Linked DNA regions of Mus musculus: region 2 is linked to region 1. Evidence: chromatin loops called from intact Hi-C (ENCODE). Cell type or tissue: gastrocnemius. All regions are shown on one strand. Links, peaks and the distances in the headings refer to the core of each region. The heading gives the core; the rest is flanking DNA.

Region 1 (8,331 bases), core at 125-8,124:
TCCCCAGGGAACATTTCTGCCCTAACGAGTGCCTGGTACCATGGAAAGCAAGTCCCAGAGGCTCTTAGCTGAGGGGTCCCAGGAGTCACCCAGGGCACTTCTTGCAAAATATAGTCATTTCCCACCACAACTACCAATTCTCCACAGGTGAGGGGCAGAGCCAGGAGCCACAGACACCGGGGGGGAGAAAAAACCCAACAAAGTGGTCCCCTCCCCCAAGTACAAGCCCCAATAACTAGAAAAGAGCCAGTCTAGACAGACAGCCCCTTCCTTCTTTCTCTACTTGGGGTCAAGCCCAGCTCTCCCCTGTTGAGCCACACCACAAGTGGAAGCTTTCACAGACACTCCATCTCTGGTGGCAGGGCCTGGGAGCAGGCTGGAAGTATCCTGGAGGGCTCCTGCTTGCCCTGGGCTTGCTGAGAAAGGCATGAACCAAAGAGGCAGCAGACTGGGGTGACCCATGGGGCAGGTGCTACCCTGCTGATGGAAGGGAAATAGCCTGGACAGCTGTAACCACCGCTCTTCCCATGCCACCGGCAGCAGCACAGGGGCCTTGGGCTAATGGCACGGGAAAGTGCTGACACCCCAAAAGGACCCCTGTCCCCTGGCTCTGTTTCAGAGACACAGTGTTCACATCTCTCAGGCAACCTGAGTCCCCGTCCCCAGAAGTCAGTCATGAAGGGCTGGTGCCTGAATGCCTAGATTGCTCCTGAGGAAGCTGAAGCAAGGTGTCTGTCACCTTGTGTTGCCAGGCAACCACCATCTTGGGGAGTTCAGCTATACCTCCTTGTCAAAAACGATTATCCAAGCTGGGCTTGTTGACTGTTTGTGCCCCTCACAGAGGGGTGGAGAGGGTCACAGGGCCCCCATCTAAATATCTAGCAGCTCCCTACCACACTGCATGCAACTCTGCCTTAATTGCTTGTGGCCTTCTGGAGGGTGGGGGGTTAGGGTATATAGGCTGGGGAAGACCAGAGGTGGGGGGCTCCATCTATGTGACTACGGTATCATTCCTGCTGGGTCAAACCTTCTGGTGAGGCCTTTATGTGGGGGCACCCACACTCCAATAACCAACTCTTGACTTACACGACCAACAAACCCCTTGGCTCCCCAGAGTGAACTCTGGGGGAATTGTGCCTTGATTTGTCGTTGGGACGTTAGGAGCCGGAGGGGGAGATGTTCCGTTTCCCCTGGGCAGGGATTTTAGCAACACTTCCTTAGTATTGATTGGATTAGGCAGTAATAAACACGGGTTGGTAAGGATACACCCCACCACCGAGCCACCCAGGCCCTCTGCTCAGAAACAAACCACACAAGAACAATAGTGCCTTCACCCTCCACTAAAAGCAGACTCGACGGCTTTCTCGGTCTACTTCCCATCCCAGCATCGACCCCAGGGACTAAATGTTGTTGGTTGACGGCTCTTCCCATAGACTTTCCTGCGCCTTTACACACTGGCTTCCATAAGTACATTACACGGCTGTTCCACACCTGTGACGGTCAATCCTTTTGTCTCCTTTATCTTGTTTCATATGATGTGGGTTCATGTAGCCCAGGCTAGCCCTGAACTTACCATACAGCCGGAGCTGTTCTGGAATTTCTGACCCTCTGGCCTCCCCCGCCCGAGTACTGAGGATGCACTAGTTAATGCAGGTAGGATTTAGAATCACCTAGGAGACACAGCTTCAGGCCCGTCTATGAGAGCCTTTCTAGAGAGGTTGAACTGAAGTAGAAAGATCTACTCTGTGCATGTGCGTGGCCCCATCCCTGAGGTTCTAGACTGAATAACTAGGAGGACTAGAGCCATCCTGCTCCTGACTACAGAGGCACCTTACACTCCTGCCAGGAGACAGATGGACTATGTGCAAACTGAGAACCAAAATACATTCTGAACTTGCCTCTATCATAGCAACGAGAAGGGCAACTGATAAAACAGCTTAATATTTTTACACCTGAATAATCTGCCCAAAACAGTCCACAGAGACTCAGGGCACAGGTCTGGTCTACACGGTTAAAATGAACTAGCTAGGTTGGTGTGGTGGTGCATGCCTTTAATCCCAGCACTTGAGAGAAAAGAGGCAGGCAGATCTCTGTGAGGCCTGGTATCACAAACAAAATTAAATCATGTAGTAAATGAATGAAGCCGATTTTCGGGGGTCCAAGGAGAACATCGTTCTTCAGGCTTCACGGGCAGCCTGAAGTAACCACCCTGTCACACACACCCCCAACTTTCTTCAGGGGCCAGCCTCTTGCTACACCCGGCTCCCCACTCTTTGTACTCACCAAGAAAGCTCGTGTCCAGTCGCTGAAGCATGCCCACATCCCACACCTGCTTAATACCGATGTTGGGTAAATTGACGCTCACTTTCCCATTGCTCTGCGGTCGCAGCAGGAGGAAAGTTCTCAAGTTCAAGGCCGCTGCCAGAGCGACCTGTAGAATAAAGGGCAAAAGCAGTAAGCCTGAGGGTGAGCGGCTTGGGGACCAGCGACCGTATGCTCTGAAGGTGGAGACAGGATTTACTGGCCTTCACTCCTTCCCTATCCCAACTCTTAGAGTGTAAGATAATGAGAAGCGCTGTCTCGGAAAAAAAAAAAAAAGCCTCAGCTTTACCTGTAAAATAGAAGATTACACATCGTAGCCGTGGGTTAGATCTGAGGGTTAAATGAGATAATGCGTGTGCACAACACTTCTACCAGACCATCTTTCCAATTCCTCAACACTGGAATGTCCAAAGCCCAGCCCTTCAATCCCTTTCCCCTCCAACACTCACTTCCTGGGTGATTCCAACCCAACCTGTAGGTTTTATCAACCATCCTCAGCTATTGTACTTAGTGGGGCCAGCTTAAGGTTCGTCCGGCTGGAGATACTCATCCAGTGAACACCCTAGGCCTTTCTTTTACCGTCTTCCAATCCAGGGTCTGAGAGACATGGTACCCCATCGTTCAAGTCCCTGGGAACTTTTTTTGGTTTGTTTGTTTTTTCGAGACAGGGTTTCTCTGTGTAGCCCTGGCTGTTCTGGAACTCACTCTGTAGACCAGGCTGGTCTCAAATTCAGAACTGGGATTAAAGGCATGCGCCACCACTGCCCAGCTCCCTGGGGACTTTTTACCTTGCCATGGACCACAGCGTGTTCTCCATGGAGGATGACCTTCCCCGGGGCGGACACCAGCAGGGCTTCTGACAACATGGCTTCTGAGACTTCTGCAAGGAAAGAGAGAGAGAGAGAGAGAGAGAGAGAGAGAGAGAGAGAGAGAGAGAGAAACAAAGTTCCCTAGATGTTAGTTACAAACACCAGGAAGGCTGGGCTTGGAGGTGAACATCTTTCATCCCAGCACTGTGGAGGCAGAGGCAGGTGGATCTCTGGGTGTACGAGGCAAGCCTGGTCTACAGAGTGAATTCCAGGACAGCCAGGAGCATGTAGAGAAACTCCATCCAGAACTACCATCCAGAGCTATGTTCCAGGATGACAGTGCAGTGAGCCAGTCAGGTGGACAATGGGAAAAAAAAAATCTGGGTTCAGACCACAGCTCTTCCGTCCCCAGAATGTCTTATGCCATGAATCTGTTTCCCATATATCAGATAATAGAGGCAATACTGGAGGCTGACTCAAAGGACTACCAGCAGCAAGGCCTGTCTGTCTGGCAAAGTGGCCTCTTGACTATACTGAGCTACTCGGCACTGACAGGTTCTCAGCTCCAGAGTTTATTACCACTGCTGTTGCCAGTAGAAACTGACATGAGCTCAGGCATGGACTGCTTGCCTACTCTGAGGACGGCCATGTGTTTGATGCGTGTGGGAACGCGAGGTTTAGATAAAATCTTGCAGGAGAAAGAATCCTTCCCGGACCTCAAGACCACAACCAACCTGTCACAATCACAAACGCGGCTGCCGGGACTCACCTGTTAACGCCCTGTGTTGCACGTTCAAACAAGAACTTCTGCAAGGCAAGAGTCATGTCACAGAGTGGTTTTGCTGGATTTATGGGTGCATGCATTTTTACGTTGTTATAAATAATGCAAAAATCACCCGGGTTCAAGGCTTCACTGGCCACCCCACTGCACACTAAGTAGCCCAGTCTACGGGACCCTAGTCTAGGGGAAACTGTCCGATCTGAGGTCGCCGAGCGCTCAGATCGAGGACACGAAGGCAGAGAACCGCGGCGCCCGGCCCGGGGTGTCCGGGACCCGGTCCTCACGCCGCCCATCCCGCAGCCCAGGCTTCTCACCTGCCCCGGCCAGCGCCCAAGTGAGCTGAAACCCGGGCCGCAGCTCCCGGTCTTCTCCATATCAGATGGGAGAGTTCCAAGGAGGCGGGTGTGTCTTCCTGAGGCCAATCAGAGAGCTGGAGCTAAGGGCTCCTTTACAGATTGGGTCAAACATTAACCAATGGGAACTTCAAGCAAGCCGAAATTGCCTCGCCTCTTTCTACAAGTAATCCAATGGGAATCAAGAGCTGGGGAGTGCCCCGCCCTGGTGCGAGTGCCCCAGGCCAATAGGAAACAGCGATTGAGAGGTGGCGCGGCCGGCTGCGGGGCGGAGTCATCCCCGGGCCTGGACGGGTGCCTAGCCGGGTCAGTCTTGGATGCGTTACCGTGCGCATGGCTGTGTGGCTCTTTGGGGGTCGCCTCGGCCTGCGCGGGCGTCTCAGCGCCTGCAGACTGCTGTGTCCCCGTTTCCAGAGCCGTGGCCCTCAGGGCGGGGAAGACGGGGACAGGTGAGTTTCAGGCCTGGAGAGTAACTCAACACGGAGGAGGAACGGTTGTTTCCGTGGGTACATCACACCGATGACGTGCTCTATGTGGCCTGACGTCACTGGGCTCGTCATGGCGTCAGAGGCCAGGATTTCCTCCCCAAGTTCTAACGGAGTCTAGCTGTGGTCAGTCAGGGCAGGGGCATGCTCTTGTGGGTTTTGTCCGGCCTCCCCAAGCAGTTTGTTTGGATTAGGATTAAGACACCAGGAAGACATGGTAACACTTAGAAACTTGCATAGGGACTTGCAGACTACCATGACCTCATGATCAGCGTTCCCTGTCCAGTCCTCTGACTTTGAAATAATTTTGTGAATTCACATTTTAATTTTAAGTTATGCACTGCTAGTTGAAAATGGCAGAGTCGGGGTTCATTCGCAGTCCTCAAAAAAAAAAAAATTAAGTTAAAATAGCATTTTTGAAATTCCATTTTGACAGTGTATTTTTTTTTTTCCTTGACACTGAAAAATCTTAGAAAAGTGCAAGTGGCCTAGTTTTCTTTCCCCCAGAAGTGCTAACTTCTGTGTTGGGGTTAGAAGAGACAAGAGTTTGGGGAGGGTAATGGACCAGGTCAGGCTTACAGTAGAAGGGTTTTGGGCATGAATCCCAGCCCAGTCTCTTCCTGGAGATCTAGGAAGTTGAATCTTTGTGGGCTCCAGTTTCCTCAACGGAGAAGCGTATGGCTAACTTTGGGAGTGTGGGAGAAGCTGAAGGGCAGTTCCAGGAGCTAGCGGCTTTAGCCCACTGTGGAGCTAGGGCTACATGGAGTGACCAGTTAGTCCTTCCTGCCAGTATTTGCCAAGAATCTTTATTGAGCAGTATGCTACAGCAGCTGCTGTACAGGTAGAGACAGGGACAGGAAGCTGTCAGGAAGGGGCAGCGGGGAAATGGCTGACGGGAGATTGCCATCCCAGAGGCAGAGAAGTGCTGCCCCTGAGGTTGCAGACTGAAAGCTGGGCGTCACTCCCCGAGGCGCAGCCGTTCCCACTTACCACGCCTTTGTGTCTGTTTCTCATCAGGCTGCAGCCGTCCTCGACGGCAGCCAAGATCCCCAAGATTTACACCAAGACGGGAGACAAAGGTAGGCCACGCTGTAGCCATGTGACGGGTCTGAATATACATCATAAGTGTGAAGCCACAAGAAAGGTGCACTGTTCAAGTGTTCAAAACAAGTTGTAGCGCTGCTACAATGGCTCAGACTGCTCTTCTAGAGGTCCTGAGTTCAATTTCCAGCAATCACGTGGTGGCTCACAACCATCTGTAATGGACTCTGATGCCCTCTTCTGGTGTGTCTGAAGAGAGCACCAGTGTACTCATATACATAAAATAAATAAATCTAAAAGCAAAAAGCGGGGCTGGTGAGATGGCTCAGTGGTTAAGAGCGCTGACTGCTCTTCTGAAGGTCAGAACCACATGGTGGCTCACAACCATCCGTAATGAAATCTGACGCCCTCTTCTGGGGTGTCTGAGGACAGCTACAGTGTACTCACATATAATAAATAAATAAATAAATAAATAAATAAATCTTAAAAAAAAAAAAAAAAGCCAAGTTGTAAGGAAGCCAAGTATAGTGCACACCTGCAATCCCAGTACTTAGGAGCTGAGGTTGGAGAGTCACAAGTTCAAGACCAGCTAGGTTGATGTACCAAACTCCAAGGCAGCCTGCTCTACATAGTAAAACCCTGTCTTTTTTTTTTTTTTTTTTTAATTTTCGAGAGAGGGTTTCTCTGTATAGCTCTGGCTGTCCTGGAACTCACTTTGTAGACCAGGCTGGCCTCGAACTCAGAAATCCACCTGCCTCTGCCTCCCGAGTGCCGGGATTAAAGGCGTGCGCCACCACGCCCGGCTTAAAACTCTGTCTTGAATGATGGGAATGACACGTGTGGGGTTGGAAGTGTAGCTCAGTGGTAGAGTGCCCAGCTAGTATTCTGAAGGCCCTGTGTTCAACACCAAGACCAAAAAAAAAAAAAAAAAAAAAGATAAAAAGAGTGTGGGACAGTGTAAGGCCTCCGAGTCATGAGAGACACAGTTCAGGGTGAGCCTGCTCTGCTCACCCACAGTGGGCGGCTCACACCTTTCTATAACTTCACATCTACAGGGATCCATTGCCTCTGACCTCTGAGAACACTTGCACATACATACATACATACATACATACATACATATACACACACACACACATATCTATATATACACATATACACATACACATATATATACACATACATATACACACATATACATAACATGCATACACATATACAACATACATACAGACATATATACACATATACATACATATACATACACAGCATGCATATATACATATACAACACTTGCACATACATACCTACATATACAACATCCATATCCATATATATATATACATATACACACACACATATATACACATACATATACACACATATACATAACATGCATACACATACACAACATACATACAGACATATACACACATATACGTACACAGCATGCATATATACATATATAACATGCATACACATACACAACATGCATACATACATGCATACACACATATATACACAGCATGCATATACACACATACATACTTGCAAACATGCATAGACATACACATGCATACATATATATATAACATGCACACACACATATATAACATGCATACACATATACATACATATATACTATGCACACATAAATATGTATATACATATATATGTGCATGCATGTATGTCAGGGTATCTCTGCATAACCCTGCATGTCCTTGAACCTCACTCTGTAGACCAGGCTAGCCTCGAACTCAGATATCCGCCTGCCTCTGCCTCCTGAGTGCTGGGATTAAAGGCGTGCTTCCACTGCCCAGCCCAAATTTAAAAAAACATAAAAAGAACTTTTAGTTGATTTGGATTAAAACGTGTATGATGGTAAGCATGGTGGAACAGGTATGTAATCCTGGTACTCTGGAGGCAGAGGCAGGAGGATCACTGTAAGTTTAAGCCTGGGCTATAGTGAAAGCTTATCTCTAAAGAAAAGAAAAAAAATGTGTGTGTATTGTGTGTGTGTGTGTGTGTGTGTGTGTGTGTGTGTGTGTGTGTGTTTGTATTTGTATGCCTGGTCTACATAGCAAGTTCTAGGCAAGCCAGGGCTACATAATGAGACCTTTATCTCTAAAGAAAAGAAAAAAATAATGAATGTGTATTCAGATATGTCTTTGGGATTTCTTAAATTGCAACTTATTTAGAGTGTGTTTGTGTGTGTGTGTGTGTGTGTGTGTGTGTGTGTGTGTGTGTGTGTGATATGTGCCTATATCCCAATGCATTTGAGGTCAGGGAAAAGCTTGGGGAAGTTGGTTTTCTTCCACCATCCGCTTCCCAGGGATTAACTTGGGTCATCATCAGGCTTGGCAGCAAGTGTCTTTACCAGCTGAGCCATCTTGCTAATCCTGAAAGATTTTATCTTTGTCTGGTAGCTAGGAGAGAGATCTGATATGTGGGAGAGAGAAATACAGAAAAGTTCACACACTGTTCTTCTATTTTCCAATAATAATAAAAATGTATTGCTTCAATATTTATTAAATGTAATG
Region 2 (8,331 bases), core at 88-8,087, 61 kb after region 1:
ACTGCGGACTAGGGCCTGGATCGTCACCGCTGAGCGCTCCCGCTCCTTCTGCACCAGCCTCTCTTCTCGTGCCTGCCGGGCTCTGTCGATGAACCATGCTCTGGAGGTCTGAGATACAGTGAACATGTTTGCAAACTGACACGACGAAGCCTGTGAGGACAAGAGAGGAACTGTGTGGGTCACAGTGTGGAGCACACACGGCAGGGTCTGGTGTGGGTCACAGTGTGGAACACACACAGCAGGGGCTGGTGTGGGTCACAGTGTGGAACACACACAGCAGGAGCTGGGGTGTACCTGGCAGCAGCAGAGGCGCTCAGCAGCCTCCATTCCCCCCACAGAGCTCATGGCTCTCCTGACACCCTCAACTTCTTACAAGCAACTTTCACACCACCTATGGAGACCAGGAACACCGAGGCTGTTCTAAATAATCACATTTTCTTAAAGGATGAGATCGGTACTGGGCGTAGAGCCGAGGTGGGCTCCCTGTAAGTTTAAGGAGAGCCCAAAGCTCGAGTCATCCTGTCCAGAGAGTGCCGATTAACAGCAGGTGTCAGAGGTGCCTCTCCTCTCTGCCGTGTTCCCCATACTTAGCCAGCAGTCAAACAGCCACCTTCCACCTCCACAGGTAAGAAGGTGAAGGAATAGACAGACGTGACGGTGTTAATACCACTTGGGTCACCTGCTCACAGGTGTTTCCTGGTGCCTGTGCTGTGTCCAGTCACACGTGAAAAAAAAAAAAGGGCTTTTTGCTTTTTAAATTATCTTAAAATATTTTATTACATTTTCTTTGGGCAATTGTGAATGAACAAGTGTGTTTGTATGGTGCCTGTCACACCCGTGGCCTGGGGATGAGATTCAGGCTGTCAGGCTGGGCAGCAGGCCGCTTCTGATCTCAACTTACAAACATCAGTGTGTGTGTGTGTGTGTGTGTGTGTGTGGTGTGTTGGTGTTGGCAACTGTGTCACGGTACATGTGTAGGGGTCAGAAAACTGTCTGAAGAGTCCATTTTCTTGACATGGGTTTTGGAGCTCAGAATCAGGCCACAGCTCTCTACCTGAGCCATCTCGGCACCCTGGGGTCTTCTTTACACATGCTGGGGCCAGAGAGCCATGTCATGGGTGAAGAGCACTGCTGCCCTTGCAGAAGGCCCAGGTTCAGGTTCCAGCAGCCCATGGCAGCTCACAACCACCTGTAGCTCTAGTTACAGAGATCAGATGCCCTCCTCGCTGGCTCTGCTGGGGCTGGTGTGGCTCAAACTCACAGTGCACACACAAGCAAGCACAGCACTCAGACAAATGAAATATAGAGATGCAACGGTTTTTTGTTTTTGTTTTTTTTTTTTTTGGTTTTTCGAGACAGGGTTTCTCTGTATAGTCCAGGCTGTCCTGGAACTCACTCTGTAGACCAGGCTGGCCTCGAACTCAGAAATCCGCCTGCCTCAGCCTCCCAAGTGCTGGGATTAAAGGCGTGTGCCACCATGCCTGGCACGCAACGTTTTTAAAAAGCATTTAAAACTACATTTATTTTATGTGTGTGTACATGCACACATGGAACATGTGTGGAGGATGGAGGAAAACATACGTGTCAGTAGTCTCTTTCCACCAAGTAGGTGCCAGGGATCAAACTCAAACCTCTGCACCCCAAAAGCCATGGGTTTTGTTTTTTGCTTGTGTATGTGTTGTGTTTCCATCAGTGTGCACGTGTGAGCACATACACGCACATGGAGGACTGAGGGTGATGCTGTCTTCCTCCACTGCCCTGCACTGGATTTACTAAGGAAGGGTGTCTCACTTGAATCCAGTGCTCACGAGTCAGCTGGTCTACCTACGCTGAAATAGCCTCAGGGACCCCACTTCTGCCTCTGAAGTGCCGAGCTTACAGATGGTGCCACACTTGCCCAGCACTGGAGGATTCTGGGAACCTGAACTCGGGGCCTCCTGCGTGCATGGCAAGGGCTTTCCCACTAGTCGTGTTTCCAGCAGCCATGGCAGCCCCTTTAATCTGGGCAGGGGACACTGCACATAGCTTTCCTCTGGTAGACCGAGTAGAACTGCACCTCCTTGCTGATGGGTGCTCTGAGGGTCAGAGGTGAACACGGAACAGTATAGAATTGCTACAAACTGCTTTCACCGAAATCGGGTGGCTCTGACTGACAGCCATATGCACACAGCGTTGACCCACTGAGCTCCTAAATGGGTGATTTTTTAAAATATTTATTTATTTATTATTATATGTAAGTACACTGTAGCTGACTTCAGACGCACCAGAAGAGGGTGTCAGATCTCATTACAGATGGTTGTGAGCCACCATGTAGTTGCTGGGATTTGAACTCAGGACCTTTAGAAGCGCAGTCAGTGTTCTTAACTGCTGAGCCATCTCTCCAGCCGGGGTGATTTCTTTAGCTACCCCAAAACACAGCACCACCCGCCCAGCTGACTGAATCATTAACACGAAATCCTGCTGAAACCCCGAGTTTGGAAAAGCATCTTCACCAGGTTAGGTCACTCAAAGCAGCAGCCACTTTGAAACACGTGTAGAATAACAGGCGGGCCTAGATTTCTGTCATGAGCACACTCAGGGACCTCTGCAGTCCCTCCCCACTCCACACCTGTCGAGTGGAATTTGCTGGCATACTGCTCCATCCTCAAGAAAATGGTTGCTCTGTGCATGCTGGTCAGGCACGCTACCACGAAGCTCCATTACCAGCCACTCCCACCAGCAACTCCTGAACTACATCATCACCACAGGCTGCTAACCACAGGGAGAGGAAGGAAGCTGGAATGAGAGGGGGCAGCCCCATTCCTAACTGTTCCCTCCTTCTTCAGGGCCTAGAGAGCTCACCTGAGGACCTGCCTGTGCAGCGGAGATGCTAGGTGACCATCAGTGACCTCCTGCAGCCTCTGGCTTCCGAGGAGTTGGGTTTTCTGGCCTAAGAAAGATTCAGAATTAGTGCCTTTTTTGTAAGCATGGCATTGCAACTTTGTTGAATGTAAGTAATATACTGTAGGTTTTTAAAAACTGTCTAGGGGCTAGAGAGATGAGTCAGCAGATAAGATCCCACAGAGGACATGGGTTCGAGTCCCAGCATCCGCACAGCTGCTCACAGCTTCTGTAACTTGAGAATCCAACGCCCTCACACAGACATTCATGCAGGCAAAACACCCATCCACATAGAATAAAAATAAATTATTTTTAAAAACCCTCTCAGGCTCCCCTAACTACATTCTAACCTCAAAGTAACCCCAAAGGCGACGCAATGTAAAAGATAATCACATAGTTTCAACACCCCGCAAAGGGCTTCATGCCTTAGAAGTGAATGCTTTAGAGAACAATGGCTGCCCGTGAGACAACCGGCTCCCACTTCTCAGTGACAAGGCAAAGTGTGTGTGCACACATGGAAACCATTCTACAGGGAACCAGGTCTGGCCTGGTTAAGGCTAAGCTCCCAGGTAAAAGTGAAGGGCAGAAAGCAAATCCAAGTGGCCATTTTGACGAGTAGGATGGTGGGTAGGGGGGGCGCCCCTCCCACCCCCACTTCACAGAAAGTGCAAGGTGTGGCAGGCAGCACAGAAAGAGGCACAAGGGCCTGAGTCACGCAGAGCTGGCACCAGCCCTGGCTCTGTCAACACTGCTGGGAGGGAGCCTCAGTCTTCCATGTTTGACAATCAGCCTTGATGCATGTCATGAGAACGGACACCTGTGTGCCATGGTTCTAACTGCTGCTAACAGAACAGTGCAAAAGCACAGGGGATGTGTTACCTTTATGGACACAAAAAGTTTTTTGTTGTTTTTCTCTGTTTGAACTTATTTTTATTGTGTTTGTCAGTGAGAGCAGTTCCCGGGAGGGCCACAAGAGGGCATCAGATGCTCCTGGAGCTGGAGGTACAGGTTGTCTTGAGCCCTGTGACTTGCTGCTGGGAATGGAACCCAAGTCCTCCGAGAGCAGCAAGTGCTCTTAATCACTGAGCTCTCTTCCAGACTATTTATTTTATTATTACCACTTTTTAAAATCTCCTCACCTGCACAGTCCCAGTAAGCCGTTTCCCTATCTCCAAATGAACTAAGTAAGATGTGCCTGGCCCAGCATTTGGGCCATCAAGTCCTGGTCCTATTGTTTATAAACTGTCAACAGTCAAGTTCCTGAGAGGTGCACGCAGGGCTCAATGCATGACTGCAACCTTAAGTCTGCTCCTCAAGATATCCCCACTCTCGGCTTCAGAGATGGCTCAGTGGCTATGAGCGCTGACTCTTCTTGCAGAGAATCAGGGTTTGGCTTCTAGCACCCACAGTTCTAAAGGATCCAATACCCTCTTCCGGTCATGGGTACCAGGCATGGACATAGTGAATGCACATACATACATACATACACGTATGCATGCATGCATGAAAACCACACATATACTTAAAAATTAAAAAATAAATCTTAAAAAAAGAGAGAGAGAGAGAGATCCTCCGTGGTAGGCAGGACCCAGGAGCAGGAGAGGGCCCCTCCTCCCAGTGGAAACACAATGACTGCATGAAAACGGGACCCAGCACTTGTGACTCCCTCAGAGCTCTCACTTCTCTCAGGACCTCTTGGGATTTGATCCCTTTCCCAAAACTATCCCCATCTAAGAGCATACACACTGGCTTCTGCTTGCACTGCACAGTAGCTAAGCTTTGTGGGTTTCTTCATTCTTTCCTGTCGCTTTTCCACTTACACAGCTCATGAATCAAATCAGATGCACCCTTGGGCATCAAGTTCTTCCCCTGAGGGCCACAGAGAAACAAGACAAAGACTGTAACTAGAGAGGCCTTCAAGTCAGAGAGAAGGAGCCTCAGACCTTGTTCATCCCGACTCTACCTCACAGCACTGTCCCATGAGCACTCTGGGTCCCAGGTTCCTGGGATAATAACAATATTCAATTTTAGGGTTGTTAAGGATTGCATGGAACACTTGCCATTCTTAACCCTAATCTAGTCACTATAGTATTGAGATGAGGAATGGGAAAATATTGATAGCTGGCACTTGGAAACGCTCATCACACCTAAGGAAGCCTTACTGCACTGTCCTTACAAAGCTGAGAACCTGGTTTAGGGAAGTAAGAGTGCTCTAGGTAGAGAAATCAGAAAGCAATCAGTCGGTAAGGAGGGACGCAGTTCGCCTAAGTGTCTCATCCAATAAGAGCAGCAACATGATGAGACAATCAAATCTCGCCTCCCTTGGTCTGGGTTATACATTTAGTAAGCCGCAGAGCCAAGCTTTCAACGCTAACAGACAAGACTCTGCATTACTTCTACGTCCCCAGGCAACTTGCTTACAACCAACCTATTTGGTTGAGACTAACTTCAAGAAGCACAACATGTCGCACAGGAGTCCAGACTGTGAAGTAAAAATAAACACAAGTTGCTGAGCGACTTTCTTTTATGGTAGAAGTCGCTAGTTTCCCAGGCCTAAGGGCCACCATCTAAGTGTAGACCATGTAACAGACATTGTAGATCTATTTAACTAGGCCTCCCTTTGGAAGCCTATCCTGTGAGGCTACAACACCCCAATTTTAAAAGCCTAAGATAAGACAACAGCTCTTAAAGAAACCATTAATAAGCCAAACTATTGCTCTTAGACAGCTACAGCCTATCCAGATGGGGAAACGAAATGCAGAGGGCACATAACTCGCCAGTGTCCTCACCCACCGTCCCTGACTTTGAATTCCCAAAGGAATTACTTATCGGCAAGTCAAAAAGGCAAGGTTCAGGAATCACACACACAGAAAGGCACCACAAAGAGAAGTTGAGAATGCCAGGCACCCTGTGAGGCTAGCTAGGCTTAAGTCAAAATACGATCCAGTTTTTCCAGCTTTTGATCAAGAGCCGTCAGGAACCACACTAAAACGTATTCTAAAATAATCTCCGTAAAACAATCTAATTACTCTATTTACAGAGGAGGAAACTGAGGGTCAGAGATGGGACTAGATTCACCCAAGGTCACACAGCGAGCGACAGCACTGGGCTCGAATTCCACTTGGGGTGATCCGGAGGCCCGACGCCTCTCACAGGCACCGACATCAACAACCACAAGAACAAGTCCGTCTCGCCCACAATCAGTTGGCTGGCAAGGCCAGTCGCCTCGGCACGGAAATCAATGGAAGGGGGACAAGGAGATCCCCGAAGCCCGCAAGCCAGTCCCTCCTCCGACTTCACTCAAACCAAGACTCGGCCCCCCAGATAGCCTCCCTCCGTCCCTGGCCCCGCCGCCCAGAGAAGCGCCCATCCTGTCCCCACTCGCTACCCGCAGTCCGGAGATCTTTATCCGTTCGAGGCCCCGCACTCGGGGTCCGGGCCGCAGCGACCGCCGCCTTAGCCCGATCCCCCCGAGGTCCGCCAGCCCCGGGGCAGCGGCCGAAGCCCGGCCGCCATCTTGCCCCGGGTGTTGTGCTCCGAACACCTCTTGGGAAGCAAGCAATTATTCAGTTCCGGGAAACAACAGTTCCGCACTGCTTCTTTGCCCATGGAGGAGGTGAGGACTCCTTTCCTCTTGTCATCTTCTTTAGCAGACGGAAAGGAGAAACAAACATCCAGAAGTGGGACTAAACGCCTGACTCGGCCAAGGGGAGGCGGGAACGGTTGATAAAAAGAGTTCCCCCCATCTAGGGCTTACGGGGGTGGGGGGTGGGGGGGAACGCTTTAAGAAGAGTCCCTCTGCGGGGCGGAAGTGGGGTGTGGACGGACGCCGGAAGTGCCCGCCCCGGCCCCGCCTCCGCCCCCTGCATTGAGCGAGCTGGGTGTTTCCTGCCTCTCAGTCCGGATTTGGAGACTCCGGCGTCCTCCGACTTTTCATGGTGAGGGCGGTGGCCGCCGTCGGGGAGCTTCGGGGCGGGCGAGGGTGGCGACGAGGCTGAGCGGGAGCGGTGGGGCGCTGAGTAGCGCGTGCGGGCGAGGTCCGGAGCGGGGGAAGGGCTTCAAATGAAAGGAGCCGTGGTCGGGGTGGTGGTGGTGGGGATCTGCGAAGGGGCGGCTGGTCCTGCGGGCGGTGGTGGCGCTGGGCGGCGAGCCTGGAGTGCTGATGGGCGATGGGACGTGGGAGATCGTCGGGACAAAGAGACGGCGGCGGAGGCATCGAGACCGACGCTCGGGGTGGGGAACGAACGAGGGTTCGAGGGCGTGTGGAGAGGGGCGAGCGTGTACCCTTGGAATCGAGCAAAGTCTGGCCTCTGGGAGGCTGTGCCTTGAGTAAGGTGGGGTTCCAGGCAAGAGAGGGAGGGGGCGTCTCTGAACCCACAAGTCTGGAGCGAGATGACTGGTAACAGTAATTCTAAGGAGACATGTCTGAGGTCGGGGTACCCTGACCACAGAGTCTGGCCTCAAGTGGCACCTGGATACCTACCTAATCACTTCCCTTGAGGCCCTAGGTGACCACACCTCGGGAGTCCCAGGATGTCAGCTGTTGCTGTCTGCGTTATGGGATGGTTTCGGTTTACTTGAGATTCTCTAGGGTCTGTCCCTTGAATGGTTCTTTGTCCTTGGGTGGGGATGGGGGGCGGGTGGACTATTAACCCAGGTCTTCTTTGTCTGCCACTCACTCACAAGATCAGTCCCAAACTGAAGACAGATGACTCGGCCTGTGTCTGGCTTTGGTCAAGCTCTATTTGGTATAAAACAAGAGACACACACATTGGTAGAAGGCGGCCAGCAGCACCGGTAGACCACCAACTGGTCCCCTGGGGCTAACCTGGGAACTAGTTAACAACAGGATAGTCTGGGCTCACCGATGTATTTTTACAGTCTCTGTGTGTCACTAAGGATTTGGGCTGTGAAATGGAGGGCGTTTGAAACCAGATTCTAATACCTAGCTTCCCTAGTAAGCAGGATTGACAACATCCTCATTGAGACTGTTTGGAGAAGTTCTCAAAAGCAGGAGAACTGGGGGGGGGGGGGTGACTATCCTAGAAAAAAGTGTGGGGCTTTAGTTTTTGGCCTCCTTTAACTTCGTTTGCTTCACGCAGTAGCCCTGTAGCAGAGACCTCAGGTTAGTTTAGCCTCCTTGCATAATACCCCTTAAGCAACCCGCCCGGAAGAGCTCCCTTCAGATCTCCAAGGCTACTAGATAAACAGATTGTCTAATCCTCCTTTGTATCGGAATCACCTGAAAGAGCCTTTTAATCCCAAATTGCAGGCAGCAGCACTCCTTGCTGGCCTGGGGTCTCCGCCCAGGCAGGCAGGCAGGCAGGCAGGCAGGCAGGCAGGCAGGCAGGCAGGCAGGCAGGCAGGCAGGCAGGCAGGCAGGCAGCAGTGTCTTGGAAGCTCTGGTGACTCTAATATCTCCAGTTGAGAACACCAAGTCTTGAGGAGTTC

What was found. Hi-C counts contacts between places; a loop is a spot of excess contacts. Peaks named below come from ENCODE experiments on the same cell type or tissue, not always from the same donor. Only the 100,000 strongest peaks of a DNase experiment are listed, where the experiment ranks them.
Region 2: it touches region 1 in a loop (2.3-fold over the local background); 3 of 42 quality-filtered maps call a loop at or near these places.

What each region holds. Positions count from the first base shown.
Region 1 is chr5:114,440,259-114,448,589 of GRCm38, reverse strand. It overlaps Mmab (methylmalonic aciduria (cobalamin deficiency) cblB type homolog (human)), which reads left to right and starts at 4,563. Exons shown (of 9, transcript NM_029956.4): 1 at 4,563-4,714; 2 at 5,768-5,829. The coding sequence starts at 4,599. Mvk (mevalonate kinase) reads right to left here and starts at 4,321. Exons shown (of 11, transcript NM_023556.3): 1 at 4,227-4,321; 2 at 3,111-3,202; 3 at 2,284-2,431. The coding sequence starts at 3,188. In gastrocnemius, for the core only: no CTCF peak of the experiment used is centred there; a DNase peak (open chromatin) is centred at 4,514; H3K4me3 peaks cover 1,891 bases; H3K27ac peaks cover 1,561 bases.
Region 2 is chr5:114,378,913-114,387,243 of GRCm38, reverse strand. It overlaps Kctd10 (potassium channel tetramerisation domain containing 10), which reads left to right and starts at 6,739. Exons shown (of 7, transcript NM_026145.4): 1 at 6,739-6,818. The coding sequence starts at 6,816. Ube3b (ubiquitin protein ligase E3B) reads right to left here and starts at 6,624. Exons shown (of 28, transcript NM_054093.3): 1 at 6,269-6,624; 2 at 2,842-2,929; 3 at 1-150. The coding sequence starts at 126. In gastrocnemius, for the core only: a CTCF peak has its summit at 3,857 (motif pointing right); DNase peaks (open chromatin) are centred at 3,846, 6,412 and 6,739; H3K4me3 peaks cover 3,122 bases; H3K27ac peaks cover 2,729 bases.